2 separate regions of the Homo sapiens genome follow, and region 1 is linked to region 2. A link is a loop called in an ENCODE intact Hi-C map of the cell type or tissue named here. Cell type or tissue: GM12878. All regions are shown on one strand. Each heading gives the region's core, and the rest is flanking DNA. Links, peaks and the distances in the headings are about the cores only.

Region 1 (16,459 bases), core at 7,819-10,318, 55 kb after region 2:
TATAAGTCAATTAAACCTCCTTTCTTTATAAATTACCCAGTCTCAGGTAGTATATTCATAGCAGTGTGAGAATGGACTAATACAAGGGGGAAAAGCAGTGTTCTCCTGCTGGACTCATCACTCCACTTGGGCCTTATGTTTGGTACTGATACAATTGTCACAGTTTCCTTATTGGACACAGGAGGGTAGGTAAGGCAGAGTAGAGTTTTTTTGTTTTTTTGTTTTTTTGTTTTTTGAGACAGTTTCACTCTTGTCACCCAGGCTGGAGTGCAATGACACGATCTCGGCTCACTGCAACCTCTGCTTCCCGAGTTCAAACGATTCTCCTGCTTCAGCCTTCTGAGTAGCTGGGATTACAGGCACCTGCCACCATGCCCAGCTAATTTTTGTGTTTTTAGTACAGAGAGGGTTTCACCATGTTGGCCAGGCTGGTCTCGAACTACTGACTTCAGGTGATCCACCTGCCTTGGCCTCCCAAATTGCTGGGATTACAGGCATGAGCCACCATGCCTGGCACAGAGTAGAGTTTTATTAAGCAACAGAAAGTTCTCAGTAAAGACAGGGGTCCTGAAAGTGGGTTGCCACCAACAAGGTCAGCCCCAGGGTGTTTTGTTTTGTTTTGTTTTGTTTTTTGAGATGGAGTCTTGCTCTGTTGCCCAGGCTGGAGTGCAATGTCACGATCTCGGCTCATTGCAACCTCCGTCTCCCAGGTTCAAGCGATTATCCTGCCTCAGCCTCCCAAGTAGCTGTGATTACAGACATGCACCACCACGCCTGGCTAATTTTTGTATTTTTGATAGAGACGGGATTTCACCATGTTGGCCAGGCTGGTCTCGAACTCCCGACCTCAAGCAATCTGCCTGCCTCAGCCTCACAAAGTGCTGGAATTACAGGTGTGAGCCACCATGCCCAGCCTTCCCAGGGGCTTGTATCCTTCCTTTCTAGGGGTGTTTTTCTCATTTGCATCGTACACAAACCTCTGCTTCCTGGCTGCTTCCTGGTCCCAGTTGTTAGTGCGCAGGTGCGTTCTTCTCTATAGTTACTCCATGTTAGTTATTAGCCATAAGCACCACAGAAAAGCCCACTGAGGGGGGGTAAAACTGCACTGCAGATGTCATATTAATGATATTATAATGAGCTTGGGTCAGGTTAAGGACATTTAGTTGATTTATTGTGCCTGTGTCTAAGTCGGGACAAACATCCTTTTGAGCAAAAATTCTAGTAAAAGAGGAAGTTCTTAACCACATTTCCATCTGCTAGCTGTATAACAGGGGTGGTTGCGGGTGCATTCCTGTAGGCATTATCTTTCTTCTGAGGTCCTCCGCCTCTTATCTGCCTAACCAGCCCCTGTCTCCTCTCTCACAGTCATGTGGGGAGTCCAGGGAGCTAGGAACATTGTACCTTTACCCATTTGCGTAATTTTCACTCTGTAAATATTTCCATAAACTATGTTATCAAAGACATAGTCTGCAACACCATCTGTGGTGAGGCACCTTTCTTTTTTTTTATTTTCTTTTTTCTGTTTTTGTTTTTTTTTTTTTTTGGGACAGAGTCTCCCTCTGTCACCCAGACTGGAGTGCAATGGCTCGATCTCAGCTCACTGCAACCTCTGCCCCACACCCCAGGTTTAAGCGATTCTCCTGCCTCAGCCTCTCGAGTAGCTGGTATTATAGGCTCCCACCACCATGCCTGACTAATTTTTGTATTTTTAGTAGAGACAGGGTTTCACTACATTGGCCAGGCTGGTCTCAAACTTCTGACCCCAGGTGATCTGCCCACCTCGGCCTCCCAAAGTACTGGGATTACAGTCATGAGCCACTGTGCCCAGCCGAGGCGCCTTTCTTTTAACCACATCACTGTGCCTAGCTCTGATACCCATTGATGTGAATTCCCCAAAAGTAAAGCTTTAACAAGAATGGAGTAATTTTATAGTTCACAGTCTGAATGCATTCTAAGAGTATATAATCTTGTTCTATTTAGTTATGTCAACCTGAAATAATTGAAAGGCTTAAAATCCAGTTTTAAAGAGTTTATTCAAGTGAAAAGCTGGGAATGGCTTTTCACTTGAATAAACCTTTCTCACACAAAGACTTCACAGCTATCACAATGTCTAAGATGGAATGTTAAATATACTCTTTTAAATTGGAAAGGAGGCCAAGTATGGTGGCTCATGCCTGTAATCCCAGCACTTTGGGAGGCCAAGCTGGGTGGATCACCTGAGGTCAGGAGTTCAAGACAAGCTTGACCAATATGGTGAAACCCCGTCTCTACTAAAAATATAAAAATTAGCCAAACGTGGTAGCATGCCCCTGTAATCCCAACTACTTAGGAGGCTGAGGCAGGAGAATTGCTTGAACCCGGAAGGTGGAGGTTGCAGTGAGCCGAGATCCCGCCACTGCACTCTACCCTGGGCGACATCTTGAGGAAAAAAAAAAAAAACATGGAAAGGAAACAGTCCCCCAAAGTCTTACCTCATTCTAGTATTAGCCCAAAAGTGTGACTCCAAAGTCTCATCAGAGACAAGGCAAGTCCCTTCTGCCTAGGAGCCTGTAAAATACAAAGCAAGTTAGTTATTTCCAAGATGCAATGGGGGTACAGGCATTCGTTAATTGTTCCCATTCCAAATGGGAGAAATTGGCCAAAATAAAAGGGCTGCAGGCCCCATGAAAGTCTAAAACCCAAGAGGGCAGTCATTTTCTTGTCTGGAGACATGAGCACTAGAGAAAATGGAATCAGTGTACTCAAGTTAAAAGCTAAGTTCTTGCTCACATACACAGAAAACAAAGGAAATTAACAGGATTATGTTTTCTTTTCTTTTTATTTTTTTTTGAGATGGAGTTTTTTGCTCTTGTCGCCCAGGCTGGAGTGCAAAAGCATGATCTCAGCTCACTGCAACCTTCACCTCCCAGATTCAAGGAGTAGCTGGGATTACAGGTGCCCATGACCATGCCTGACTAATTTTTGTATTTTTAGTAGAGACGGGATTTCACCATGTTGGCCAGGCTGGTCTCGAACTCCTGACCTCATGATCTGCCCGTCTCAGCCTCCCAAAGTGCTGGGATTACAGGAGTGAGCCACCAAGCCTGGTCTGAGGATTATAAAGTTTTCTATACAAGACTAATTTAACAATTTAATCTGTTAGAGATTGTATTCCTTTTTTTTTTTTTTTTTTTTTTTTTTAAGATAGAGTTTCAACCTTGTTGCCCAGGCTAGAGTGCAGTGGCGTGATCTCAGCTCACCGCAACCTCCACCTCCTGGGTTCAAGCAATTCTCCTGCCTCAGCTTCCTGAGCAGCTGGGATCACAGGCGTGTGCCACAACACCCGGCTAATTTTTGTATTTTTAGTAAAGATGGGGTTTCTCCATGTTGGTCAGGCTGGTCTCCCAACTCCTGACCTCAGGTGATCTGCCCGCCTCAGCTTCCCAAAGTGTTGGGATTACAGGCATGAGCCACCGCCCCTGGCCACTACAGTTTGTAATCTTGACCTTAGGGTTTGTTTTCTTACAGCTGGTGTTCATTTCCTTTCCAATTTATTTATTTATTGAGATGGAGTTTCTCTATTGTCACCCAGTCTGGAGTGTGATGGCATGATCTCGGCTCACTGCAAGCTCTGCCTTCCGGGTTCAAGCAATGCTCCTGCCTCAGCCTCCCAAGTAGCTGGGATTACAGGTGCCAACCACCACATCCAGCTAATTTTTGTATTTTTAGTAGAGATGGGATTTCACCATGTTGGCCAGGCTGGTCTCAAACTCCTGACCTCAGGTGATCTGCCTGCCACGGCCTCCCAAAGTGCTGGGATTACAGGCATAAGCCACTGCACCCGACAGCTTGTTTGTTTGTTTATTTATTTAAATTCTTATTTTTTGTTTAGAGATAGGTCTTGCAGGCCAGGCACAGTGTGATCTCAGCACTTTGGGAGGCCAACGTGGGCGAATCACAAGGTCAAGAGTTTGAGACCAGCTTGGCCGACATGGTGAAACCCATCTCTGCTAAAAATACAAAAATTAGCCAGCTGTTGTGGCGTGTGTCTGTGATCCCAGCTTCTCGGGAGGCTGAGGCAGGAGAATTGTTTGAACCTGGTTGGTGGAGGTTGTGGTAAGCTGAGATCATGCCACTGCACTCCAGCCTGGGCAACAGAGCAAGACTATCTCAGGAAAAAAAAAAGGGATGAGTCTTGCTCTGTCACCCAGACTAGAGTACAGTGGCTTGATCATAGCTCACTGCAGCCTCAAACTTCTAGGGTCAAGCGATCCTCCCACCTCAGCCTCCCAAGTATCTAGGACCACAGGCATGTGCCACTATAAGTGTCGAATTAAAAAAAAAAAACATTTTGTAGGACAAGGACAAGGTCTTGCTATGTTGCCAGGCTGATCTTGAACTCCATGCTTCAAGGAATTCTTGCTCTCAACCTCCCAAAATGCTGGGATTACAGGCATGAGCCACCATACCTGGCCCTACATACGTTTGTTTCATGTAAAAAATATTTTATTATGTAAGAGTCAAATTATGTATTTTCTTTTCTGAATTAGTTATCCATTGCTATGCAACAACCCCAAAACTTCAAACAAAAACCACTTAGCGTCTCACAGTTTCTGTGTATCAGGAATGCAGGTACAGCTTAGGTGGGTGCTTCTCAAGATTGTGCAGGGGGTTCCAGTCGAGCTGTCAACTGTAGTCAGCTCAAGACAATTGGCCAGGCACAATGGCTCGCTCCTGTAATCCCAGCACTTTTGGAGGCCAAGGTGGCCATATCACCTGAGGTCAGGAGTTCGAAACCAGCTGGCCAACATGGTGAAACCCTGTCTCTACTAAAAATACAAAAAATTAGCCGGGCGTAGTGGCGGGCGCCTGTAGTCCCAGCTACTTGGGAGGCTGAGGCAGGAGAATGGCGTGAACCCGGGAGGCGGAGCTTGCAGTGAGCCGAGATCCCGCCACTGCACTCCAGCCTGGGCAACAAAGCGAGACTCCGTCTCAAAAAAAAAAAAAAAAAAAAAAAAAAAAAAAAAAATTAGCTGGGCGTGGTGGCACATGCCTGTAATCGCAGCTACTGGGGAGGCTAAGGCAGAAGCATCACTTGAACCCGGGAGGTGGAGGCTGCATTGAGCCATGATTGCGCCACTGCATTCCAACCTGGGTGACAGAGCAAGACTCTGCCTGAAAATAAATAAATAAATAAACAAACAAACAAATAAATAAATAAATAAAAAGACTCTACTGCGCCTGAGGATCCACTTCCAAGCTCACTCACATGGTTGTTGGGCAGCAATTTCTCATGGTGAGCCTTTTTATAGGAAGGCTTACAGGTTTCCAAGAGAACCAGGGAAGGTTCCCAAGACAGAAGTCACAGACTTGCTGTAACCTAATCTCAGAAATGACATCTGATCATTCCTGCCATATTCTATTTGTTAAAAGCAGTTCAAGGCTGGGTGCGGTGGCTCACACCTGTAATCCCAGCCCTTTGGGAGGCCAAGGCAGGCAGATCACCTGAGGTCAGGAGTTTGAGACCAGCCTGACCAATATGGAGAAACCGTCTCTCTGCTAAAAACAAAATGGCCGGCTAATGCCTGTAATCTCAGCTACTCAGGAGGCTAAGGCAGGAGAATCAATTGAACCTTGGAGGCGGAGGTTGCGGTGAGCCGAGATTGCAACATTGCACTCCAGCCTGGGCAACAAGAGCGAAACTCCATCTCAAAAAAAAAAAAAAAAAAAAGGCAGTTCAAGTTCAACCCATACTCAGTAAGAGGGGAATTAAAAAGGTATGACTCCCAAGTGGGGATCACTGGGAGTCATCTTAGAAGCTATGGACGTTACCCCCAAAGTCTTCAAGTAAAGTTAACCTTTCATAAAAATGAAATGTGTTTGTGGTTTGGCTAGGAATTTCCCTTGACCTGGCACTGCATATTACTGCATATTCCTACATATTCCAGTTTGAGAAGCCCAGTTTATGCCACATGAGTAAAAAAGCCATCTCGACATCCAATATTTATTCTGGCAGAGACTAAGAAACTGAGCAATAGGCTGGGAGCGGTGGCTCACGCCTGTAATCCCAGCACTTTGGGAGGCCGAGGCGGGCGGATCACGAGGTCAGGAGATTGAGACCCTCCTGGCTAACATGGTGAAACCCCGTCTCTACTAAAAATACAAAAAATTAGCTGGGCATGGTGGCGGGCGCCTGTAGACCCAGCTACTCAGGAGGCTGAAGCAGGAGAATGGCGTAAACCTGGGAGGCAGAGCTTGCAGTGAGCCGAGATCGTGCCACTGCACTCCAGCTTGGGGGACAAAGCGAGACTCCATCTCAAAAAAAAAAAAGAAAGAAAGAAAGAAACTGAGCAATAGTTCTAAATGCTGGCTGCATATTAGATCTAGCTGAAGAGCTTCTAAAAAAAATGCTGGCTGGTCACTGTAGCTCACGCCTGTAATTCCAACAGTTTGGGAGGCCAAGAAGAGAGGATTACTTGAGGCCAGGAGTTTGAGATCAGCCTAAGCAACATAGCAAGACTCCATCTCTACAAAAAATAAAAATTAGCTGAGGGTGGTGGCATGTGCCTATAGTCCCAGCTACTCATGAAGCTGAGGCCAGAAGATCAGAAGATCACTTCAGCCAAGGAGGTTGAAGCTACAATGAGCTATGATTGCACAACTGCATTCCAGCCTGGGTCACAGAGCAAGGCCCTGTCGCAAACAAACAAAAAAAAAATTAAATTAAAAAATAAATAAAAATCCCAGCTGGGTGCAGTGGCTCATGCTCATAATCCCAGCACCTTAGGAGGCCAAGGAAGGAGGATTGCTTGAGGCCAGGAGTTTAAGACCAGCCTGGACAGTGCCGTGTGACCTCATCTCTAAAAATTCCCAATACGCAGATCCCCACCCGGACCAATAAAATCTGAATATCTAGTATATAGAACAGATTAGGTGATTACAAATAACTGAACAGCTTTGTTGAGGTATAACTGACATACATTAAACTGGATTTGGTGATCTTTTATTTTTGTTTTTGCTTTTCTTGAATTGTGTAATTTTAATCTGCAGTCTGAATAGAAAGCCTCTGATCTTGAAGCAGAAAAAGACAAGTTATCCTATTATTATTATGATTTGTCTTTCATTCCATCCATATGATAACAGAATCCTGGAGAAGTGATAAAAGGTGGAAAGAAGATAAAGGGAAATGGAAACAACAAGGAAAAGAACAAAATCTATTTGAGGTGTAATCATAATATAATAGAGGGAGTTAAACAGTGCTTCTCAAACTATCTTCAGTGAAAGATCAGTTGGGTTTTTTCCCCCAACCCTTTGCAAACACACTACTTTTGTAAAATACAATAACATTTTCTTAGCAATGTTAAATTGCTACTTAGATGCCAAACTCTTATTGTCCCTTTCTGTACTTGTCTCAAAGCAAACCAGTAACAAAGCAAACCAGATTGGTGCAAGTCTGCAGACCTCACACTGACTAACACTATCTATCCAATCACTGGCTCAATTATTACTTGGTCCTTACTTCAGTGTTGACAAAAAGACTCTTAAGATGTGTCTGACACCAGTTTACGTAGCTTAAGGTTACAGGTTAATAGTTATCTCATGAGACATCACAACTTCTCAGGTACAGCTTCTAGGTGATTTTACCATATGGGGAATGTTTAATTGCACGAGATAGGGTTGAAGAAGATGCAGACTTACTTTCAATTCAGGAAGGTTTCCCCCCTTCCATTACTTACTTTTTACCCCTAAAAAGCAGTTTTCATTGAAATATGATATTTTATTGGTTAGCTTTTGCCCCATGTAACAAGCCAGCCCAAAACTTACTGGTTTGAAACTACAAACATGTATTAGCTCAAAGTTAGTCAGGCTAGCAATCTGGGAAGGACTCAGCTATGTTGAGCATGGGCTTAATTATTTATTCTTCGTTGCACATGTTCAAATACCAGGACACTTGACTGGGCAGGGTGAAATGGCTGGGATAATTGAAGCTTCTCTCCGCATGATCTCTCTTTCTCCAGCAAGCTAGCCTGGACTTGTCCACATGGTGGCAGAACTCCCAAGAGTGGCAAGAGAGAACAAGTCCCACTGCAGAAGCATCTTTCAGGGACCTGCTACATTGTTACCACCTGAGTGGGTTCTTGCCCACTGCCCATAGAGCCAACACTGAGACAGCAGTTGTTGCTGTAAAGAAAGAGTTTAATTATTGTGAGACAACTGAGTGGGAGAACAAGAGATATTTCTCAAAGCCACCTCCCTGAGAATTCAGAGGTTAGGATATTTTTGTTTTTTGTTGTTCTTTTTTTTGTTTGTTTGTTTTTGTTTTTGTTTTTGTTTTTTGAGATGGAGTCTTGCTCCTTTGCCCATGCTGGAGTGCAGTGGTACAATCTTGGTTCATTGCAATCTCTGCCTCCTGGATTCAAGTGATTCTCCCACCTCAGCCTCCCAAGTAGCTGGATTACAGGTGCCCATCACCATGCCCAGCTAATTTTGTATTTTTAGTAGAGACAGGATTTCACCATGTGGGCCAGACTGGTCTCAAACTTGTAATCTCAAGTGATCCACCCACCTTGGCCTCCCAAAGTTCTAGGATTACAGGCATGAGCCACTGAACCCAGCCAGTGGCTAGGATTTTTTAAAGGATAGTTTGGTGGGCAGGTGTGTTAGTCCATTTACACACTGCTATAAAGAACTGCTCAAGACTGGGTAATTTATAAAGAAAAGAGGTTTAATTGACTTGCAGTTCCACATGGCTGGGGAGGCCTTAGAACATACAATTATAACAGAAGGAAAAGCAGGCATGTCTTACATGGCAGCAGGCAAGAGAGTATGTAAGAGCACAGGAAAAACAACCATTTATAAAACCATCAGATCTCATGAGAATTCACTCACTAATACGAGAACAGCATGGAGGAACCACCCCCATAATCTAATCACTTCCCTCCCTTGACACGTGGGAATTACAATTCGAGGTGAGATTTGCATGGGAACACAGAGCCAAACCATATCAGCAGGGGTCCAGAGAATGGGTTCTGCTGATTGATTAGGGATGAAATCATAGCAGTGTCTAAGCTGTCTTCATGAGCTGAGTCAGTCCTTGCAAAATAGGGGAGTCACACGACCAGTCAAGTCAGTTCCTTGGCTGGGGACATGGGCCACTGACCCACATGGTGTCAGCTGGTCCTCTTGCAGGTAAAGCCTGAAAAATATCCCAAAGACCAGTCTTAAGTTTTACAGTAGTGTTTGTGACTGCCAGTTACTATGGAAAGCAAGCTGAGAAACAATGGCAGGTTATCATTTAACTATGCCAGTAGCTTAGTAGAAAAGTTTGTGGGAGGTGAGATTTCTGGTGGTCAAAGCCACCTGGCAGCTCCCTTGACAAGTCTAACATCTGGAAGCCATCTAGGAGGTCTGCGTGATTTAAGAATTGTTGTTTAATAAAAAAGAAAGTTCATTAACCTTTTGGTCAGCCTGCCTTGGGGCTAGGACAGGAAGATAATCAATTATTAGTGACTACCACTTATTGAAATGACTATGTGCAGGCAATCATGAATGGAGGAGGAAAAGGTCAGAGAGAAGGGAAAATATCTTTTTCATTTATTTGAGACAGGGTCTTGCTCAAGTCCAGACTGGAGTGCAGTGATGAGATCATAGCTCACTGCAGCCACAACCTCCAAGGTTTCAGTGATTCTCCCGCCTCAGCCTCCTGAGTAGCCGGGACTACAGCCATGTACCACTAATATTTTTTCCCTTTTTTTGTAGAAATGGGGTCTCATTGTTGCCTAGGCTGGTCTCAAAATCCTGGGCTCAAATGACCCTCCCTCCTCAGCCTCCCGAAGTGCCGGCATTACAAGCGTGAGCCACTGTGCCTGACCAAATTTTTAATATATTTTTGTAGAGAGAGAGTCTCACTATGTTGCCCAGGCTGGTCTTCAGTTCTTGGCCTCAAACTATCCTCTTGCCTCAGCCTTCCAAAGTGCTGAAATTACAGGTGTGAGCCACAATGTCTGGCCCATATTCTGGTTATACCCTATTATTGATGGGCATTTGGGACACGTTCAGTTTCGGGTTATTACACATAGTGCTGCTATGCACATTCTGGTATATGTCATTTGGTTATACACACATAGGCATTTCTGTTGTTACAAACTTAGGAGTAGAATGGCTGGGCACAGTGGCTCACGCCCGTAATCCCAACACTTTGGGAGGCCAAGGCGGGCAGATCACAAGGTCAGGAGTTTGAGACCAGCCTGGCCAATATGGTGAAACCCCATCTCTACTAAAAATCCAAAACAAAATTAGCCGGGCATGGTGGCGGGCACCTGTAGTTCCAGCTACTCAAGAGGCTGAAGCAGGAGAATCGCTTGAACCCAGGAGGTTGCAGTGAGCTGAGATCGTGCCACTGCTCTCCAGCCTGGGTGACAGAACGAGACTCCATCTCAAAAACAACAACAACAACAACAACAAAACAAAACAAAACAAAAACTAGGAGTAGAATTGGTGGGGCATGAGGCATTGCTGTATTCAAATTTAGTAGATATTGTCAAAGTTTTGACAATACAAACTGTACAATACACCTGGACTTTGTACAATTGGTACAAAGTCAAATTGTACCAATTGCACTCATATCAGCAGCACATGAGAGTCCTTGGTGTTGCATATTCTCTCCAACACTTGATATTTTTGACCTTGTCATTTTAGCCTATCTAGTAGGTATGTAGTGGATCACACTATGGTTGTAATTTGCATTTTCCTAATTCATATGGTTGAACATTTTTGTATTGTTTATCGGCCATTTGGATATCCTCATTTGTAAAGTGTCTGTTCAAAATATGTGTGCTCATTTTTTTTTTTTTTGGTTGGGTTGCCTATCACTTTTAGTGATTTGTAGGTGTTCTTTATATATTGTGGATATAAATCTACTTTGGGATATATAAATTGCGAATATTTACTCCCCTTCTGTGGACTACTTTTTTATTCTCCCAGTGGAGTATTTTGATAAGCAGAAGTGCTTATTTTCACCAGACACAGTGGCTTATGCCTGTAATCCCAGCACTTTGGGAGTCAAAAGTGGGCAGATCACAGGGTCATGAGTTTGAGACCAGCCTGGCCAACATAGTGAAACACCGTCTCTACTAAACATACAAAAATTAGCCAGGCGTGGTGGTGCATGCCTGTAATCCCAGCTACTTGGGAGGCTGAGGCAGGAGAATCACTTGAACCTGGGAGGTGGAGGTTGCAGTGAGCCGAGATTGCACCACTGCACTCCAGCCTGGGTGACAGAGCAAGGCTCCATCTCAAAAACAAGAAAAGAAAAGGGGCTCCTTTCCCTTCCCTTCCCTTCCCCTCCCCTCCCCTCCCCTCCCCTCCCCTTCCCTTCATCTTTCTTTCTTTCTTTCTTTCTTTCTTTCTTTCTTTCTTTCTTTCTTTCTTTCAGGAGCCTCACTCTGTTGCCCAGGCTGGAGTACAGTGGCATGATTTCAGCTCACTGCAACCTCTGCCTCCCAGGTTCAAGTGATTCTCCTGCCTCAGCCTCTGGAGTAGCTGGGATTACAGGCACACGCCCCCATGCCCAGCTAATTTTTGTATTTTTAGTAAAGATGGGGTTTCATCATGTTGGCCAGGTTGGTCTTGAACTCCTAACCTCGTGATCCGCTGGCCTCTGCCTCCCAAAGTGCTGGGATTATAGGCATGAGCCACCATGCCTGGCCTGCCTGTGCTTATTTTTAAGGTTGTCCAAATTATCCATTTTCCCAGTGAGTGCTTTTTGTGTCCTCTTTAAGAAATGTTTGCCTAATTTGGTTATAAAAATGCTCTTAACATTTTCCTATGAAAAATTTATTATCTTACCTTTAACAGTTGAAGCAAACTGGAATTATCAGGAATTGAGTGTGTGTGTGTGTGTGTGTGCGTGTGTGTGTAACATGAGACAGAGGGCAAAATATGTTTTTTTTTTCAAATGAATGGCCACTTGACCCAGCACCACTTAGTATTAAAAAAAAAAGTTTCCCTATAGGATTGCAATATCACTTATTTATGGATATAGCATGTTATCTACTATCTTCTTTAATATCTCTTAATAATGCTTTGTCATTTTCCGTATGGAAGTATTGCACATTTTTTCCTTAGAGTTACACTTATGTATGATATATTTTCATGCTATTGGAAATAGTACTACTTTAAAGTTTTCATTTATTAATTGTGATATATACAAACACAATTGATTTTTGTATATTGGCTTTGTATCTGGCAATCTTATTAAATTCATTTATTAATAATGTGTCAGTGGATTTTTGGGGGGATTTTAATATACACAATTTTGCCATTTGCAAAAAATCAGGCTTTGTTTCTTTGTTTTGAGACAGGGTCTTGCTCTGTTGCTCAGGCTGGAGTGCACTAGTGAAATGATGGCTCACTGCAGCCTTGACCTCCTGGGCTCAAGTGATCCTACCACTTCCGCCTTTCCAGTATCTGGGACTACAGGCACATATCAGCATGCCCAGCCTTTTTTTTTTTTTTTTGCTAGTTTTGTGGAGGTAGGGTCTCACTATACTGCCCAGGCTGGTCTCAAACTCCTGTTCCTCAAGTGATCCTCCTGCTTTAGCCTCCCAAAGTGCTAGGATTACAGGTGTGGTCTACCATGCCTACCATATGGTATATTACAGACAATATTCCATGTATATGGGAGAATTGTATGTTTTCCTGTTTTCAGGTAGAATGTTCTCCATTTATCTCTTAGGTCTGGTTAGTGTATACTATTGTTCAAGTTTTCTACCTTCTATTTGGTCTTATGCCTAGTGGTTCTATGCATTATTGAAAGTGGGGTATTGAAGTCTCCATGATAATTTTAGAATTGTCTAGTTTTTCCTTCATTTCTGTCAGGTTTTGCATCATACATTTTTGAACTCAGTTGTTAGGTGCATATATGTTTATAATTGCTATATTTTCTTTATGGGTTGACCCTTTTATCAGTATATAATGCCTATCTTTGACTCGTGCAAAATCTACTTTGTCTGATATTAAGATAGCCACTCTGTCTTTTTGTTACTATTTACATAGAATATCTATTTTTATCTTTTCACTTTCAACCTACTTATATCTTTGCATTTAAAGTAAATCTCTTATGGAAGATACATAGTAGGATTGTGTTTATTTTTTAAATCCATTCTGTCAATCCAACTCTGCTTTTAATTGGAGACTTTATTCTATTCACATTTAAAGTAATTGCTGATATGGAAGGACTTACTTGTCACTTTTCTATTTGGTTTTTCTGTCTTTTTTTGTTTTAATTGGAGATGAAGTCTCACTCTGGTGCCCAGACTGGAGTGCAGTGGTGCAATCTGGGTTCACTTCAACCTCCACCTCCCAGGTTCAAGTGATTCTCTAGTCTCGGCCTCCTGAGTAGCTGGGATTACAGGCATCCACCAACATGCCCAGCTAATTTTTGTATTTTTAGTAGAAACAGTGTTTCACTATGTTGGCCATGGTGGCCTCAAACTCCTGACTTCAACTGATCTGCCTGCCTTGGACTCCCAAACTGCTGGGATTACAGGTATGAGCCACCACGCCTGGCCTCTCCATGTCTTTTTTTGATGTTGTTCCTCAATTCTTCCATTACCTTTTTCTTTTGTGTTTAAGTGATTTTTTGTAGCATAGCATTTTTATTTATTTCTCATTTCCTTTTGTGTGAATTTCTTTTTTTTTTTTTTTTTTTTTTTTTTTTTGCGATGGAGTCTCGCTCGGTCACACAGGCTGGAGTGCAATGGCATGATCTTGGCTCACTGCAACCTCCGCCTCCTGGGTTCAAGCGATTCTCCTGCTTCAGCCTCCCAAGTAGCTGGGATTACAGGCACCCACCGCCATACCTAGCTAATTTTTGTATTTTTAGAGAGATGGGGTTTCACCATCTTGGCCAGGCTGGTCTCGAACTCCTGACCTCATGTGATCCACCTGCCTCGGCCTCCCAAAGTGCTGGGATTACAGGTGTGAGCCACCATGCCCAGCATGTTAATTTTTAAAAATTTATTTTCTTAGTGGTTACCTGAAGATTACAACTAGATTCTTAAGGTACCGTATTATTATCACCTAAATTCAATAACATACAGAATTCCTGCTCTTATACAGTTCCTTACCTCCCCATATGTTATTGCTGTCACAATTTTTTGTTTGTTTGTTTTTTGAGACATGGTCTTGCTCTTTTACCCAGGCTGGAGTGCAGTGGCATGATCTTGGCTCACTGCAATTTCTGCCTCCTAGGTTCAAGTGATTCTCCTGCCTTAGCCTCCCAAGTAGCTGAGATTACAGGAGCCTGCCACCACGCCCAGCTAATTTTTGTAGTTTTAGTAGAGACAGGGTTTTGCCATGTTGGCCAGGCTGGTCTCAAAGTCCTGACCTCCGGTGAGCTGCCTGTCTTGTCCTCCCAAAATGCTCGGATTATAGGCATGAGCCACCGCACTCAGCCTTATCACAAATTTTATCTTTATACATTGTGTGTCTATTAACATAGACTTATTTTTGTATGTTTAAAATCACACAGAAATAAAATAAGGGGCAATCAACCAAAAATAAAATAATGCTGGTGTTTGCATCTTTCTTGGTAGTTATTTTTACCAGTGTTTTCTATTTCTTCATGTAGCTTTGTGTTACTGTTCAGTGTCCTTTTATTTTCTTTCAGGATTTCTTGAAGGAGTCTTTTTTTTTTTTTTTTTTTTTTTTGAGATGGAGTCTTGCTCTGTTGCCCAGGCTGGAGTACGGTGGCATGATATTGGCTCACTGCAACCTCCACCTCCCGGGTTCAAGCGATTCTCCTACCTCAGCCTTCCGAGTAGCTAGGACTACAGGCGTCTGCTACCATGCCTGGATAATTTTTGTATTTTTAGTAGAGACAGGGTTTCACCATATTGGCCAGGCTGGTCTTGAACTCCTGACCTCGTGATCCACCCACCTCGGCCTCCCAAAGTGCTGGGATTATAGGTGTGAGCCACTGCACCCAGCCCAAAGGAGTCTTTTTAGCATTTTTTGTAGGGCAGGTTTGCTAGTTACGTATTTCTTCAGCTTTTGTTTATCTGGCAATGTCCTATTTTCTTCTTCATTTTTGAAGGCTAGTTTTGCCAGGTATCGAATTCCTGGTTGACAGTGTGGTTGTTTATTTTTTTTCCTTTGTTTTTGTTTTGTTTTTTCTTTCAGCACTTCAAATTTGTCATCCCACTGTCTTCTGACCTCCTTGGTTTCTGCTGAGAAATTGGCTGTTGATCTTTTGGAGGATCCCCTTTACCTGACAGAGTGCCTCTCTCTTGCTGCTTTCAAGATTCTCTCTGTATCTTTGGTATTTGACAGTTTGATGATATAACATGTTAGTGTGGAGCCCTTTGCATTTACCTTTCTTGGAGCTCTTTGTCTCTGCTTTAGCATTCAGTTCCTTTTTTCTCTAACAATCAGCCAGAGTTAAAATCATAGGGTAGGATCTTCTCAGGTCTTTTATGAATATTAATCATGCTGCGGGCAAGGCCATGGCTTTCAATATTCCCCAGGATTCATTGTTGGTGTTTACTGCCCTAATTATTCGGTGAATCCCAATCATGAGCTTTTCTTCCAAGGCATTTAGTGTATCTTTTTTTTTTTTTTTTTGCTTAAATGTAATATTTTGCCTCATGTGGCAGCAGGTTGTTCATTTGTCTTTCAGTGTTTATAAGGAATGTCTTCCAAATAGCCATGTTTCTGCCCTGAGAGTTGTTTGAGTTGTTTTTTGTTTTTCTTTTTTTAAGATGGAGTCTCGTTCTGTCTCCCAGGCTAGAGTGCAGTGGCATGTTCTTGGCTCACTGCAACCCCTGCTTCCTTGGTTCAAGCGATCCTCCTGCCCCAGCTTTCTGAGTAGCTGGGATTACAAGCGTGCGCCACCATGCCCGGCTCATTTTCATGTTTTTAGTAGAGACGGGGTTTCACCATGTTGGCCAACTGATCTCTAACTCCTGATCTCAAATGATCCGCCTACCTCAGCCTCCCAAAACGCTGGAATTATAGGTGTGGGCCACCGTGCCTGGCCTATTGCTGTAGTCTTGAGTCGGAAATTTGTTGGGCAGGATTGCAAGCTAGAAACTCAGACAGGATTTCTTTGTCTTGCTTTGTTGCCCAGGCTGGAGTACAGCGGTGCTACAATGGCTCACTACAGCTTCAACTTCCTGGGCTCAAGAGATCCTCCCACCTCAGCTTTCCAAGTAGCTGGGACTACAGGTGTAAGCCACCAAGTCCAGATAATTTTTTTATTTTTATTTTTGTAGAGATGGGGTCTCAGTTCAGCCCAGGCTGGTCTCAAACGCCTGGACTCAAGCCATCCTCCTATCTCCTCCTCCCAAAGTATTGAGATTATAGGCATGAGCCATTGTGCCTGGTCTGAGGCAGGATTTCTATGTTAGTTTTGTGGCATAATTCCTTCTCTGGGAAGCCCGTTTTTTCTCTTAACATCTTGGACTAATTGGATTAGGCT
Region 2 (16,459 bases), core at 8,140-10,639:
GACGGGGTCTTGCTGTGTTGCCCTAGCTTGTCTGGAACTCTTGAGCTCAAGCAATCCTCCAGCCTTAGCCTCTCGAGTGGCCGGGACCACAGGCGTGCACCGTGATGCCCAGCAATTTTTTTTACGTTTTTTGTAGAAACAGGATCTAGCTTCGTTGCCCAGGCTGGTCTCAACCTCCTGGATTCAGGCAACCCTCCCACTGCAGCCTCTCAAAGTGCTGAGATTATGGGTGTGAGCCCCCGTTCTTGGCCAGTTTTATTTATTTTATTGATTTATTTATTTATTTTTGAGGCAGGGTGTTACTCTGTCACCCAGGCTGAAGTGCAGTGGCACAGTCATGGCTCACTACAGCCTTGCCCTCTTGGGCTCAGTCAATCCTCCCACCTCACCCTCTCAAGTGGCTGAGAATGCAGTCATGTGCCACTGCACCCAGCTAATTTTTGTATTTTTTTGTGGAGACACGGTGCTTTTATTTTTTTATTAAAAAATGTTTTATTTCATATTTGTTTATGACTTCATCATCATCAACAATGTAATAAGGTCAAGGGTTGGCAAACTTTTTCTATAAAGGGCCAGACAGTAAATATTTCGCCTTTATGAACCACACAGTCTACGTGACAGCTATTCAACTCTGCCCTTGTAGTATAAAAGTTGCCTGTACTGTTGTTGTATGTATTGAAAATATGTAAGCAGGCCTGTCATCCTAGCACTTTGGGAGGCTGAGGTGGGCAGGTGGCTTCAGTTCAGGAGTCTGAGACCAGCCTGGGCAATCTAGGGAAACCCCATCACTACAAAAAACACAAAAATTAGCCCGGCGTGTGGGTGCCTGCCTATAGTTTCAGCTACTTGGTAGGGTGAGGTAGGAGGATCACTTGAGCCCAGGAGGTCAAGGCTACTGTGAGCTGTAATCAGGCCACTGCACTCCAGCCTGTGAGACAAAATGAGACCCAGTCTCAAACAAACAAACAAAAAAACATAGGCGGGTCATTTGAGGTCAGGACTTTGAGACCAGCCAGACAGTGAAATACTGTCCCTACTAAAATACAAAAAAAGATTAGCCAGGCATGGTGGCGAGCACCTGTAATCTCAGCTACTTTGGAGGATGAGGTAGGAGAATCGCTTGAACCCAGGAGGCGGAGGTTGCAATGAGCCGAGGTCGCGCCACTGTACTCCAGCCTGGGTGACAGAGCAAGACTCCGTTTCAAAAAAAAAAAAAAAAGGACATAACTCAGGAATGGCCAGCTAGAAGAGATGCATGGGACAGGTATTGGGTGATGGGGGCGCGTGCATGAAGCTTTCTTGCACTCCCTGGGCTCATCAGCCTCCCAGCACTTCAGTGTGTTCACCCATCTAGAAGCTTCCCAGACCTCATTGTTCAAGAGTTTTTCTCAAGCTCAATGTCTGTTGTTAAAAGGCGGGAGGATCACGAGGTCAGGAGATCGAGACCATCCTAGCTAACACGGTGAAACCCCGTCTCTACTAAAAATACAAAAAAAAATTAGCCGGGCGTGGTGGTGGGCGCCTGTAGTCCCAGCTACTTGGGAGGCTGAGGCAGGAGAATGGCGTGAACCCGGGAGGCAGAGCTTGCGGTGAGCCGAGATCGTGCCACTGCACTCCAGCCTGGGCGACAGAGCGAGACTCTTATCTAAAAAAAAAAAAAAAAAATTTCAACACTCCAACCACTTGGTCTTTTTTTTTCTTCTTCTTCTTTTTGAGTCAAAGTCTTGTTCAGTTGCCCAGGCTGGAATGCAATGGCACAATTACAGCTCACTGCAGCCTTGAACTATTGGGCTTAAATGATCCTCCCTCCTCAGCCTCTTGAGTATCCGGGACTACGGATGTGCATCACCATGCCTAGCTAATTTTTTAGTTTCTGTAGAGATACGGTCTCCCTATGTTGCCCACGCTGGTTTGGAACTTCTGGACCCAAGTAATCCTCCCACCTGAGCCACCCAAAGTACTGGGATCACAGGTGTAAGCCCCTGCAGTTGGCCTTCCTTGGTCTTCTGATGACCAACCCCATCCTGAAGCTATATAGGGGAACTACTCTAAGTCACCTTATTGGCATGAACTCAGGTGTGATGGAAAAGGGCTCCTTATGGATAACAAAAGACACTCCAGGCCAAGCACAGTGGCTCATACCTATAATCCCAACCCTTTGGGAGGCCAAGGCAGGAAGATTGCTTGAGTCCAGGAGTTCAAGACCAGCTTGGGCTTGGTAGGCAGAGTTTGCAGTGAACTGAAATCACACCAGTGCACTGCAACCTGGGCAACAGAGTGAGACCCTGTCTCAAAAAAAAAAAAAAAAAAAAAAAAGGCACTCCCATCACTCAGAAAACTCTAAGCGTTTTAGGAGCTCAGTACCAGGAACTGGGGACAAAAACCAAATATTTCTTTTTTTTTCAAGATGGAGTTTCTTGTCACCCACGCTGGAGTGCAATGGCACAATCTCAGCTCACTGCAACCTCCACCACCCGGGTTCAAGTGATTCTCCTGCCCCAGCCTCCCAAAGTAGCTGGAATTACAGGCGCGCACCACCACACCCAGCTAATGTTTGTGTTGTTAGTAGAGACGGGGTTTCGCCATGTTGGCCAGGCTGGTCTCGAACTCCTGACTTCAGGTGATCCTCCCACCTCAGTCTCCCAAAGTGCTGGGATTATAGGCATAAGCCACCATGCCTGGCCAAAAACCAATTTTTTTTTTATTAGACCACAACTTGTCTGTGTCTCTTCCCCTCTAGATTTCGAGCAGCCAAGGGATGTGTCTAGGCACTTTTCATTTCTACTGCCCAGCACATAGTTGTTATTCCAAGCTGCACCATGTTGTAAACCCCTGCCATTTCGCAACCCTAGTCAGAGTGGAAAATTCCAGTGGGTCTCGGCTGTGAGAAACACCCTACCAGACAAGTTCAGGCCTAACCGCCTGAACCCAGGAAATTCCCTCCTTAGCAGCTAGCCACATTGCCTGTCCCTTTTTGCAGCAAGCAAAGACCTGTCCCGTCCTGACCTGTAATTACCCAAGTCTGTAAGCGGGAGTGGGTTCCGGCACTAGCTGGTGTCCCCCTCTGCAGGGCTTTGATCTGTGTTGCTGTAGAGCCACCTCCATCCATTCCTTCTTCTTTTCGCGCTCTAACAATAGTAACACTTAAAACATACATAGCTGCTGGTGTCATTAATCTTGCCATTGGTGTTGTTGCTTGATTATTGGTGTAATGTCTACCTCATAGAGTAATCTAGCTCATTCAGTGACATGAGTCATTTACAGATGATTTAATGAATATTTTTCATTATCACCTCCCCCTAGGTCCAGAAAAGGCTGCTAACTTTCCCAAGACCTTTTAATTCTTTTTTCTTTTTTCTTTTTTCTTTTTTTTTTTTTTTTTGAGACAGAGTCTCTGTCGCCAGGCTGGAGGGCAGTGGCACGATCTCAGCTCACTGCAACCTCTGCCTCCCTCCTGGGTTCACGCAATTCTTCTCTCTCAGCCTCCTGAGTAGCTGGGACTGCAGGCACCCACCACCACACCTAGCTCATTTTTGTGTCTGTAGTAGATACAGGGTTTCACCATATTGGTCAAGCTGGTCTCCAACTCCTGACCGCAGGTGATCCACCCACGTCAGCCTCCCAAAGTGCTGGGATTACAGACATGAGCCACCGCGCCCTGCTGACCTCTTAACTCTTTAGAACAGAGTTCTAAACTTCCTGACTCTGAAGTTATCTTTCCATTTCATCCTCAAAGATACCCAAAGGACCTTTTAGCATACTGGTGATTGAGACAAAAGAATTTCCAAACCTGGAGACAAATCCCAACTCTTGCTTCCTGATTCTCTTTTCTATACTGTCTTCTCAGGTCATCCTTTCCCCATGGCTGCATAAAATAGATTGAATCAAATGGAGCCCATCATGCTGGCTGCTTCTCTCCGCTGGGGCCAGGAGCAGCCTGACTGCAGAGTCAGCTGAAGACAGACAGCAGTCAGAGTGCTGGCCTTCTCCTTCCAAAAACACAGCCGTTCAAGTTCACAGAGACTGAAGAATACGATAAACACAGATAAACGTGCTTGACGGTGAGTAATTTTTGTCTGGGTACGGAAAGAAGAATAACAGGAGAAAAGGCACCATTTTCTTGGCCTGAACCGCCTCCTCTGGTTTCTTTTTTTCTTTTTCTCTTTTCTTTTTTTTTTGAAACAGGGTCTCACTCTGTCACTCAGGCTGGAGTGCAGTGGTACAATCACAGCTCTCACTGCAGCCTCGACCTCCTGGGCTCAAGCGATCCTCCTACCCCAGCCTCCAAAGTAGCTGGGACTATAGGCACGCACCACCATGCCCAGCTAATTTTTTAATTTTTTGTAGCAATGGGGTTTCGCCATGCTACTTAGGCTGGTCTCAAACTCCTAAACTCAAGTAATCTGCCTGCCTCGGCCTCCCAAAGTGGGGGGATTACAGGCACCTCGCACAGCCCTGCCTCTGTTTTAAGAGACAAGAATTCAGATTTCCATCAAACCTCTCTTCTTAGAGCAAGTTGACCTCTAGGTGCAGGAAACCCTGACAGAGACTGGCCACAGGGCCCTGCGCCTCTCCCCAGCCCAGCACAAATAGAAGAGGCCAAAAAAGCAGATGTGATGGTTATGGTTCTACTGAACACTGGAAGATACTTACTGCAAGCTTTATACACAAATGCATCACCACACCTTTGTGAGGTGGGTCATATCGTCGCTGTCCCATCTATTTGTTGGTGGAGGAAACTGATGGTTGCAAGAGTGAGATTAACTTGCCCTAGGTTCACTCAGCTCATTATTGCCCAATAGATTTGTGGAATAATCAAGATTTAAATCCAGAATGAGATTCCAATCAATGGTATCCAGAGAAAAAAATAAAAAATAAAAATAAATCCAGGCCGGGCATGGTGGCTCACACCTGTAATCCCAACACTTTGGGAGGCCGAAGCAGGTGGATCACCTGAAGTCAGGAGTTTGAGTCCAGCCTGGCCAACATGGCAAAGCCCTGTCTCTACTAAATATACGAAAATTAGCCAGGTGTGGTGGTACAGGCCTGTAATCCCAGCTACTCAGGAAGCTAAGGCAGAAGAACCACTCGAACCCAGGAGGTGGAGGTTACAGTGAGCCAAGATCATGCCACTGCACTCCAGCCTGGGTAACAGAGCGAGACTCCCTCTCAAAAAAATAAATAAATAAAAATAAATCCAGTGTAGGCTGGCTTCAAGGCCTATGGTCTTTGATAGTGTTGTTGCTATGATTTTCCTTTGTTTTTAACTTTTTAAACTTTGAAATTATTTTAGATTTATCAGAAAGTTGCAAAGATAGCACCGATCATTCCTGTGTACTCTCACCTAGGTTTCTCTGATGTTAAGGTCTTACAATCATCAAAACCAAGAAATTAGCACTAGGACAATTCACTGCAGACCTTATTCATTTTTCACCGGTTTTTCCACTAATGTCCTTTGCCGCCTTCTGGGAGGAAAAATATTTCCTCTGCTCCCTTATTTTCACTGACAGGGTCCATACATTAAACTGACACAAGTCAGACTAGCAAGAGAAAAGACGTTTTATTTCCATATGTATGTATGCACATGGGAGTTCACAGAAAAGAAAATGTGACTCAAAGGAGTGGTTAGAATTTGGGGCTTATAGCCGGACGTGGTGGCTCATGCCTGTAATCCCAGCACTTTGGGAGGCTAAGGCCGGTGGATCGCTTGAGACCAGGAGTTCGAGACCAGCCTGGCCTACTTGGTGAAACCCCATCTTCACTAAAAATACAAAACATTAGCCGAGCATGGTGGCAGGTGTCTGTAACCCCAGCTACTCAGGAGTCTGAGGCAGGAGAATTGCCTGAATCCACGAGGCAGAGGTTGCAGTGAGCCGAGAATGCACCACTGCACTCTACTCCGGGCAAAGCGAGACTCTGTCTCAAAAAAAAAAAAAAAAATAGAATTTGGGGCTTATAATCCATCTTAATAGGTGAAGGATCACAGTACTTTAGGAGGCTGAGGCAGGAGGATCACTTGAGCCCAGGGGTTCAAGACCAGCTTGGGCAACAAAGTGAGAACTTGTCTCTACAAAAAAAAAAAAAAAAAAAAATTAGCTGGGCATGGTGATGCATAGCTGTAGTCCCAGCTACTTGGGAGACTGAGGTTGGAGGATTGCTTGAGCCTGGTAGGTCGAGGTTTCAATGAGTTATGATCGTACCACTGCACTCCAGCCCGGGCAACAGAGGGAGACCCTGTCTCGAAAAAAAAAGACAGGAAACGAAAAAGACAAAATAGATGAAGGAGAAGGGAAGAAAGAGCACTTGTGGAAAAACAAACGAGGTTTTGGAAAGATAAATGAGCCCTTAGGAGACTAGATGGGGGATATGACAGATTTTGTGACTGTCTGCTTTGGTGTGTGGCTGACTTCTGTCTCAGAGAAGATTGGAGTTGTTCCCAGGGATAAGATTTATGACAATAGAGTTCTTTTTTATTCTTTTGGGAGGCTCTGCTCTTAGGCAGATAAGAGATTTCAGAAAGTCAGAAGCCCTCGGCTCAAAACAATTTTTATGCCACACTGGCTTATTCTGGGGCCCTTCCCCATTTCAGAATCCAATTGGGGCCGGGCATGGTGGCTCATGCCTGTAATCCTAACACTCTGGGAGGCCGAGGCAGGTGAATCACTTGAGGCCAGGAGTTTGAGACCAGTCTGGCCAACATGGTGAAACCCCATCTCCACTAAAAATCCAAAAATAAAAGTAGCTGGGCGTGGTGGTGGGCACCTGTAATCCCAGCTACTCAGGAGGCTGGGGCAGGAGAATCACTTGATCCCAGGAAGCAGAGGTTGCAGTGAGCCAAGATCGCGCCACTGCACTTCAGCCCAGGCAACAGAGTGAGACCCTTTCTAAAAAAAAAAAAAAAAAAAAAAAATCCAATTGGGACCCCACCTTACATTTAGTTATGTCTTCTTGGTCTCCTCCAATGTGTGACAGTTTCTCCGTCTTCCTTTATTCCTCACCACTTTGACACTTTTGAGAAATATTGATCTTTTATTTTGTAGACTGTCCCTTAACTTGGTGTTTCCTCATGACTAGACTGAGGTTGTTAAACATTTACTAGCACACCACAGGCCGTTGGTTTGCATGAGAATGAAACAACAACTAGGGTTTCTCTTTATATATATTTTATATTTGATGCTCCCAAAGTGCTAGGATCAGCCAGGCGCGATGGCTCATCCCTGTAATCCCAGTGCTTTGGGAGGCCAAGGTGGAAAGATCACCCAAGCCCAGAAGTTCAAGGCCAGCCTGGGCAATTTAGTGAGATTCCATCTCTTCAAAAAATTTAAATATTAGCCTGCAGGGTGTGAACCTGTAGTCCCAGCTACTCAGGAGGCTGAGGAAAGAAGATCCCTTGAGTCCAGGAGGCCAAGGCTGCAGTGAGCTATGATCGCACCACTGCACTCCAGCCTGGGCAACAGAGTGAAACCTTGATTCTAAAAATAAACACAAAAAGGGAGGTGGAGCATAACTCATCATGCTTTAAGTGTGGACTGCACAGAGTGACTTCCTTACAAAGAGCACAAAGGGAGGGAAAGAGCAACTGTACAGTGAGAAACTTGATAAACACTACCTCAACCAGGTGATCAAGGCCAACATCAACCATGATAAGTCATGTCAACAGTATGCGCTGGTATCACTTGATAAAAATGGCATTTTACCACTATCATCTTTCTTCCAAAAATCCATAACCTCAGCTAATCATGAAAAAAAAACATCAGACAAATCTCAGTAGAGGGCCGTGCTGCAAATTGCCTGACCAGTACTTCTCAGAACTGTCATCAAAAACAAATTCTGAGAAACTGTCACAGCGAAGAGGACCCTAAAGAGACATGACAACTAAATGTAATTGGTATCCTTGATGGGATCCTGGAACAGGAAATCTGTCACAAGGTAAAAACTAAGGCAGTCCGAATAAAGTATGGGCTTTAGTTAATGCATCAATATTAGATCGTTGATTGTAACAAATGCACCACACTAATGTAAGCTAACAGGGGAAACTGAGTCAGGATGTATGAGGACACTGTACTACCTTCACAATTTTTGTAAAATGTAAAACTATTCTTTTTTTTTTTTTTTGAGATGGAGTTTTACTCTTGTTGCCTGGGCTAGAGTACAGTGGCGCAATCTCAGCTCACTGCAACCTCCACCTCCCGGGTTCAAATGATTCTCCTGCCTCAGCCTCCCAAGTAGCTAGGATTACAGGGAGCTACCACCATGCCTGGCTAATTTTTGTACTTTTAGTAGAGACAGGGTTTCACCATGTTGGCCAGGCTGGTCTCAAACTCCTGCCGTCAGGTGATCCACCTGCCTTGGCCTCCCAAAGTGTTGAGATTACAGGTGTGAACCACTGTGCCCAGCTAAAACTATTCTTAAAAAATTTAGTTTGTTTAAAAAAAAAAAAAAAAAGGAAAAAGTGACCATTTTTTAATCTCTCAAAAATATACCATTAACCTAAACCCTTAAAATATTTACATTCAGGCTGGACACAGTGCCTCACACCTGTAATCCCCGCACTTTGGGAGGCTAAAGAGGGAGGATCATTTGAGCCCAGGAGCCTAGGCAACATGGCAAAACCCCACCTCTACAAAAAATACGAAAATGAGCCAGGGGTAATGGCATGTCTGTAGTCCCAGTTACTCAGGAGGCTGAGATGGGAGGATCACTTGAGCCCAGGAGGTTGAGGCTGCAGTAAGCTGATTATGCCACTGCACTCCAGCCTGGGCAACAGAGCAAGATCCTGTCTCAAAATAAAATAAAATAAAATAAAATATTTGCATTCAAAAGGAGCTTCAGAATAGACCATATGAATAAAATATAGCAAGAGCTGCAGATAAATAGATTTCTCTAGAGAATATGAAAATAATACCCGGTACCTATTCAATGATACGAGGAACATGCAGAGGGGAGGGGAATTATTCCAATCAGTCTCCTGCTGCAGAAACCATAAACATAAAAATAGAAGTAGGCTATGAATCTCCCCTCAAGAATGGGAAGGTGATCAATAGCTTCCATCTAGCATCCATGCCCCACTGAGATGACATTCTTTCCAGAGGGGGAAAAATGAGCTGCCAATGAGAAATTGTTGAGATGACTAAGAAAGACACCATCTCAGGAACTTCCAAATTGAGTTTGACTGTTAGTCAATGTGTTGAGTAGTTGTTATATATCATTCCTTCTCCAGAAGATGGAGCTTTAGTCTAAAATAATGATGTAAGACAAGCCGGCAAGCTGGGCCCAGAATAATAGAATTCAAAGAAAATGCATAAATCGTGGTTACTATCAAGAGGGTTTGAAAAGCATTTTAAATCTCCTTGGAGACGGGTTCATTTGACCCGATTCTCTTACTCATTATGAGAATCCATTGCTTCAACTGTTTTCATCCAGGCAAAAAAGAAAATTTCAGTGGGAGTCATAAAAATGATTATGTATCATCTTATTTTTATTTGGTATTTCTCTTCCCAAAAGTCTAAAGGCTCACTATTATCTTGTAGTGCAGTTCATATGTTGATGGAAGTGACATTATTTATTTGTTTATTTATTTATTTTGAGATGGAGTTTCGCTCTTGTTGCCCAGGCTGGAGTGCAATGGTGTGATCTCAGCTCACCGCAACCTCCGCCTCCCAGGTTCAAGTGATTCTCCTGCCTCAGCCTCCTGAGTAGCTGGGATTACAGGCATGCACCACCATGCCTGGCTAATTTTGTATTTTTAGTATAGACGGGGTTTCACCATGTTGGTCAGGCTGGTCTTGAACTCCCAACCTCAGATGACCCACCCACCTCGGCCTCCCAAAGTGCTGAGATTACAGGCGTGAGCCACCGCACCCGGCCAAGGTGACATTTAAGTTCACTGTGGCAGTGAATTTATTATGCAGATAGGAGTTGCATGAATTTTCTCCAAAATATTCAGATATAAAATTCATTTTTGTCTAAAACAAATCAATCTGACTTAGCCCCCATGTCAGCCATAATTTTTCTCACATCTCGCCTCCATATGTAAAACTCTAGAGAGGAACTGATTAGCGTGAAAGGAAAATAAATCTTGGGACCCCAAAATCACTAAGCCAAAGGGAAAGTCAAGCTGAGAACTGCATAGGGCAAACCTGCCTCCCACTGTTTTCCTCAAAAAGATAAAAGCTACATACCGGCCAAGCATGGTGGCTGGCACCTGTAATCCCAGCACTTTTTGAGGCCCAGAACGTTGGGAGGCCGAGGCGGGTGGATCACGAAGTCAGGAGATCAAGACCATCCTGGCTAACACGTTGAAACCCCATCTCTACTAGAAATACAAAAAATTAGCTGGGCATGGTGGCACGAGTCTGTAGTCCCAGCTACTCGGGAGGCTGACGCAGGAGAATCGCTTGAACCCGGGAGGCAGAGGTTGCAGTGAGCTGAGATCTCACCACTGCATTCCAGCCTGGGTGACAGAGCGAGACTCCTAAAAAAAAAAAAAAAAAAAAAAAAAAAAAAAGGCTACATACCTCCCTCAAAAGGAATTTCCTTGTGGACAAAAGACAGAATTCAAAGTCATCCCCCTGCTCACTGAGATAAATGTATGTCCGATTGCCACCTTTGGAGAGGCTAAACAGAAACTCAAAAGAATGCAACCATTTGTCTCTTATCTACCTATGTATGACCTGGAAGCCCCCTCCCTGCTTCAAGTTGTTCCACCTTTCTGGATGGAACCAATATATATCTTACATTCATTGATTGATGTCTCACGTCTCCCTAAAATTTATTAAACCAAGCTTTGCCCTGACCACCTTGGCACATGTCATCAGGACCTCCTGAGGCTGGGTTACAGGCGCACATCCTTAACTTTGGCAAAATAAACTTTCTGAGTTGACTGAGACCTGCCTCAGATATGTGGGGTTCACACTGGCATACCTCAATTCACATGCTCATCTTTGAGCTTATCATAGTCACCTAGATGGTGGTCCCATGGGAAGCCAAGCTGGACCATGTGCCCATACCTATGTGTAGCCCGCAATGTGGGGCAATATAATTAGCCACTACCTACCTGCCCTAAGGTCAAATACTCTCAACAGAATTGAATTCTGCTGAGCATGGTGGCTCACACCTGTACTCCCAGCACTTTTTGAAGCCAAGGAAGGAGGATTACTTGAGGCCAGGAGTTCAAGAACAGCCTGGCCAATACAGGGAGACCCTCGTCTCTACAGAAAATTTTTAAGCCGGACGTGGTGCCTCACACCTGTAATCCCAGCACTTCGGGAGGCCCAGGCGGGTGGATCACAAGGTCAGGAATTCAAGACCCGCCTGGCCAACACAGTGAAACCCCATCTCTACTAAAAATACAAAAAAATTAGCTGGGCGTGGTGGCGGGTGCCTGTAATCCCAGCTACTTGGGAGGCTGAGGCAGGAGAATTGCTTGAACCTGGGAGGTGGAGGTTGCAGTGAGCCAAGATTGTGCCACTGCACTCCAGCCCAGGTGACAATGCGAGATTCCATCTCAAAAAAATAAATAAATAAATAAATAAATAAATAAATAAATAAACAAACATTTTTAAAAACTAGCTAGGCATGGTGGCACACACTTGTAGTCCCAGCTACTTGGGAGGCTGAGGTGGGAGGATCCCTTGAGCCTTGGAGGTCGAGGCTGCAGTAAGATGTGATCACACCACTGCACTCTAGCCTTAGCAATGGAGGAGGACCCTATCTCAAAAAAAAAAAAGATTGAATTCTGTTAGCTGAGAAGAGAGGGAAATGGATGTTTTTAGATAATAAACAGTGTCCGCTGTATGTATCAGTTAGCTATTGCTGCATAACCAATGACTCCAAAACTTGACCATAGTGAGCTATGATTGGGCTGAAGTGATCCTCCTGCCTCAACTTCCCAAGTAGCTGGGATGACACATGGGTGCCACCACACCCTGCTAATTTTTTAATTTTTCTAGAGCTTAGTTGCGCAAGCTGGTCTTGAACTGGTGGCCTCAAGTGATCCTTCTGCCTTGGCCTCCCAAAGTGTCAGATTACAGCTATGAGCCACCACATTTAGCCTTGAAGCAAATCTTGATGAGCAACCTATTTTAGCTATTTCACAGTCTCACCTGCTAAGGCAAGGATTTCCTGGAATGGGCAGCTAAGAGTTTTATGCTTGCTCCCTATATTATTTAATATAAGGATATTGAAAAGTATTCCTGATCTCAGTATGGCTTAATTCAGGAATAAAAAATTATGTCTGTTGGGCCAGGCATGGTGGCTCACACCTGTAATCCCAGCACTTTGGGAGGCCAAGGTGGGCAGATTGCTTGAGCTCACAAGTTTGAGACCAGCCTGAGCAACACGGTAAAACCCCGTCTCTACAAAAAATACAAAAATTGGCCAGGCATGGTGGTGCATGGCTGTAGTTCCAGCTACTCAGGAGGTTGAGGTGGGAGGATCGCTTGAGCCTGGGAGGCAGAGGTTACAGTGAACTGAGATTGTGCCACTGCACCCAGTCTGGGCGATAAAGCCAGGCTTTGTCTCAAAAAAAAAATTACATCTGTTTCTGTTCTCATATATAGTCAATGTGTTTTATTTAGTCACTGCTTTTCTCTAACTCTGGCTATCTCTGGGTGAGATACTCCATGACCTTACTTATAAGCACAAGATGATTTTGAACTGCAAACAAATGGGTTTTAATCGAGGCAAAACAGTTAACATTGAAAAAGCTAGCTAAATTCTAAGTTGAGAATTAGTTGAAAGGCCTGATTTCACTATTTCTGCAACCAGGACACAGACTCCCACACAACCTCTTTTTAAAAATTGCTTTATCTCCAGAAAAGCCAGTTTTCTCAACCAAAGTTCAGTACATTTTTACAGTAACACTGTAAAAAACACTGACACCAACAGATTCCAAAGAAAATGAAGCAAGATATAAAACTTAGATTACTACTCATTGAACATATGGCTAGACACTTTATTTAAAGGAAAGGACAAGGAATTCAGAAGGGCTATAATTAGAAAGAGTCTTCACGCACTGCTCACAAGAATAAGAAGCTTTCCCAGGGCCTTGCACAGATAAGACAATGGCCCCTGACATTTTAAGAAAATGGCCACATTGTACCAGGTCAATCAATGTGAAAAGGTCCACTCCATGAACAGAAAATTGTGTAATGTGACCTGTTTCTTTGTTGTCTATTGACACAGGTAAGATAATGGGCTGTGTTTTCTTTGTGGCTATGACGATCGTTTCCCTCTGTAGGACAGACAACCGGGCAGTGATCTGCTGGGTTCAGCCAATGTGATGAGCAGAAGTGGGAAGAAATCAGTCTCCTGTGCGGATAGAATCAGGAAACCCGTCTAATCCCACTCTTCTCCATTCCATTCTCCATACCGAAACCAGTGTCATCTTCAATGAGATAAAGCATATCTATATCACACCCCTGTTTACAAAAAACCATCACTACTGTCTCCGCTGCATTTGTCTTAATCGCATAATCCGGCTCCTAGTTCTTGGGCCAGTTTTACCATGTGCCAGTTCCCCCGAACCAGTTTCTCCCATTGGAAGGTTTTGTCTCTCTGCACAGCTCTGACCTCTGCCTGTGTTGCTCTTTCCCCAGAGCCTTGCCTGGCTGACTTCTACTCCTCCCTCATGTGGCAGGAAATCTCACCTTTGCAGAAAGACCTTCCATGCCAACCTACACAGCAAAGGTCTTCTCCCAGGCCATGCCCCTTTCAACTCTCAGCTCCTCACTTGTTTTCATCATAACAATTACCCCAAATGATAATGATGGTTTTTTTTTTTTTTTTTTTGAAACAGAGTCTTGTTCTGTTGCCCAGGCTGGAATGCTGTGGCGTTATCTTGGCTCACTGCAACCTCCCACTTCCTGGGTTCAAGCAATTCTCGTGACTCAGCCACCTGAGTAGCTGGGATTACAGGTGTGTACCACCATGCTCAGATAATTTTTGTATTTTTAGTAGAGTTGGGGTTTCATCATGTTGGCTAGGCAATTACAGGCGTGAGCCACTGCGCCCAGTTACAATGGATCTTATGTATCTGACCACTTACCCGTTTTGTCCTTCCTTCCTAGTAGAATTGGACTCCCATGCAAGTGGAGACCCAGTCAGTCTTGTTCACTGCAATCTCCCCAGGGCCTGCCACATCTAAAAGACATATTTTCTGATAAATGAATCATAACAGTTGTTTCTTTTTTTTTTTTTTTTTTTTTTTTTTGAGACAGAGTCTTGCTCTGTCACCCAGACTGGAGTGCAGTGGTGCCATCTCGGCCCACTGCAACCTCTGCCTCCCGGATTCAAGTGATTCTCCTGCTTCAGCCTCCCAAGTAGCTGGGAGTACAGGCGTGTGCCACCACGCCCAGCTAATTTTTTGTATTTTTAGTAGAGACGAGGTTTCACCGTGTTACCCAGGATGGTCTCCATCTCCTGACCTTGTGATCCGCCTGCCTCAGCCTCCCAAAGTGCTGGGATTACAGGCGTGAGCCACCGCGCCCGGCCAAGGTCAGGAGTTCTAAACCAGCCTGGCCAACATGGTGAAACTCCCTGTCTAATTAAAAAAAAAAAAAAAAAGCCGGGCATGGTGGCATATGCCTGTCATTCCAGCTACTCAGGAGGCTGAGGCAGGAGAATCACTTGAACCCAGGAGGCCGAGGTTGCAGTGAGCCAAGATCACACCACTATACTCCAGCCTGGGCAACAAAGCAAGATACCATCTCAAAAAAACAAGAAAAGAAAAATCACTTTATATATATATATTTATATATATTTATATATATTTATATATATATTTATATATATTTATATATATTTATATATATTTATATATATTTATATATATATTTATATATATTTATATATATATAATTTTTATATATTTATATATATAATTTTTATATATATTTATATATATTATTTATATATATAATTTATATATATTTATATCTATAATTTATATATATATTTATATCTATAATTTATATATATATTTATATATATAATTTTTATATATATTTATATATATTTATATATTTTATATATATATTTGTGTATATTTTTATATATTTTTTATATATATTTATGTATATATTTATATATATATTTATATATATTTATATTTATATATATATATTTATATATATTTATATATATATTTATATATATATTTATTTATATATATTTATATATATTTATATATATTTATATATATTTATATATATATTTATATATATTTATATATATTTATATATATTTATATATATTTATATATATATTTATATATATTTATATATATTTATATATATTTATATATATTTATATATATTTATATATATATTTATATATATTTATATATTTATATATATTTATATATATTTATATATTTATATATTTATATATATTTATATATATTTATATATTTATATATATTTATATATATGTATATATATGTATATATATTTATATATATGTATATATATTTATATATATGTATATATATTTATATATATATTTATATATATATTTATATATATTTACATATATTTATTTACATATATTTATATATATTTACATATATTTACATATATTTTTATATATTTACATATATTTATATATATTTACATATATTTACATATATATTTACATATATTTTTATATATTTTATATATATTTATATATATATTTTTATATATTTTTATATATATATTTTTATATTTTTATATATATATATATATATATATGTATGTATGTATATTTGAGACAGGGTCTCGCTCTATTGCCCAGGCTGGAGTGCAGAGTGGCATGAGCTTGACTAAGTGCAGCCTCACCCTCCTGGGCTCAAGTGATCCTCTCACCTTAGCCTCCTGAGTAGCTGGGACTGTAGGCAACGCACCATCATGCCTGGCTAATTTTGTTCATTTTTTGTAGAGACAGGGTCTCACTATGTTGCCTAGGCTGGTCTCAAATTCCTGGCCCCAAGTGATCCTCCCACCTTGGCCTCCCAAAGTTCTGGGATTGCAAGACTGAGCCACTACGCTCAGCCTTAGCTTTGTTATTAATTTGGAAGGCTTTTACATCTGTTTCCCAACTGATGGGAGTAAAGACATGCCCTTGCTATGTAGGTCTAAGAAGCAGCTGCAGACATGGCTTACATACCCCCAGCCCCCATTCCTTCCTCTCTCAGTTGCTCTTCCTTGAACCATACCTGCCCCCCCCCTCCAACGTCCTCTTCTCTCTGCCCAAGGGCTGGCGTCTTGGTTGTTTTCTCTTTTAAGCCAGGCTCTAAGTGTTTACTTCTCTTGTTCTATAATGATTTCTCCCTTTCCCAGAGACATGTGACATTTTTCAGCTCCTTATTCTTTTTTCCAAGGGCCTTTATCTGCTCCACTCCCATCTCACCAAGGCCAACCACATTTGTTATCCTCAGAGGCATGCTTTTTATCCATTTTACCCTGTGCACAGCAGCTGG

Evidence for each region. Peaks named below come from ENCODE experiments on the same cell type or tissue, not always from the same donor. Only the 100,000 strongest peaks of a DNase experiment are listed, where the experiment ranks them.
Region 1: a loop joins it to region 2, with 2.1 times the contacts of the local background. A loop is called at or near these places in 16 of 110 quality-filtered maps.

What each region holds. Positions count from the first base shown.
Region 1 is chr16:10,361,210-10,377,668 of GRCh38, forward strand. No RefSeq gene overlaps it. Among named protein-coding and RNA genes, the nearest start is that of ATF7IP2, 17 kb to the right of the region's middle. In GM12878, for the core only: no CTCF peak of the experiment used is centred there; a DNase peak (open chromatin) is centred at 9,272.
Region 2 is chr16:10,305,789-10,322,247 of GRCh38, forward strand. No RefSeq gene overlaps it. Among named protein-coding and RNA genes, the nearest start is that of ATF7IP2, 72 kb to the right of the region's middle. In GM12878, for the core only: a CTCF peak has its summit at 9,208 (motif pointing right); a DNase peak (open chromatin) is centred at 9,192; H3K27ac peaks cover 23 bases.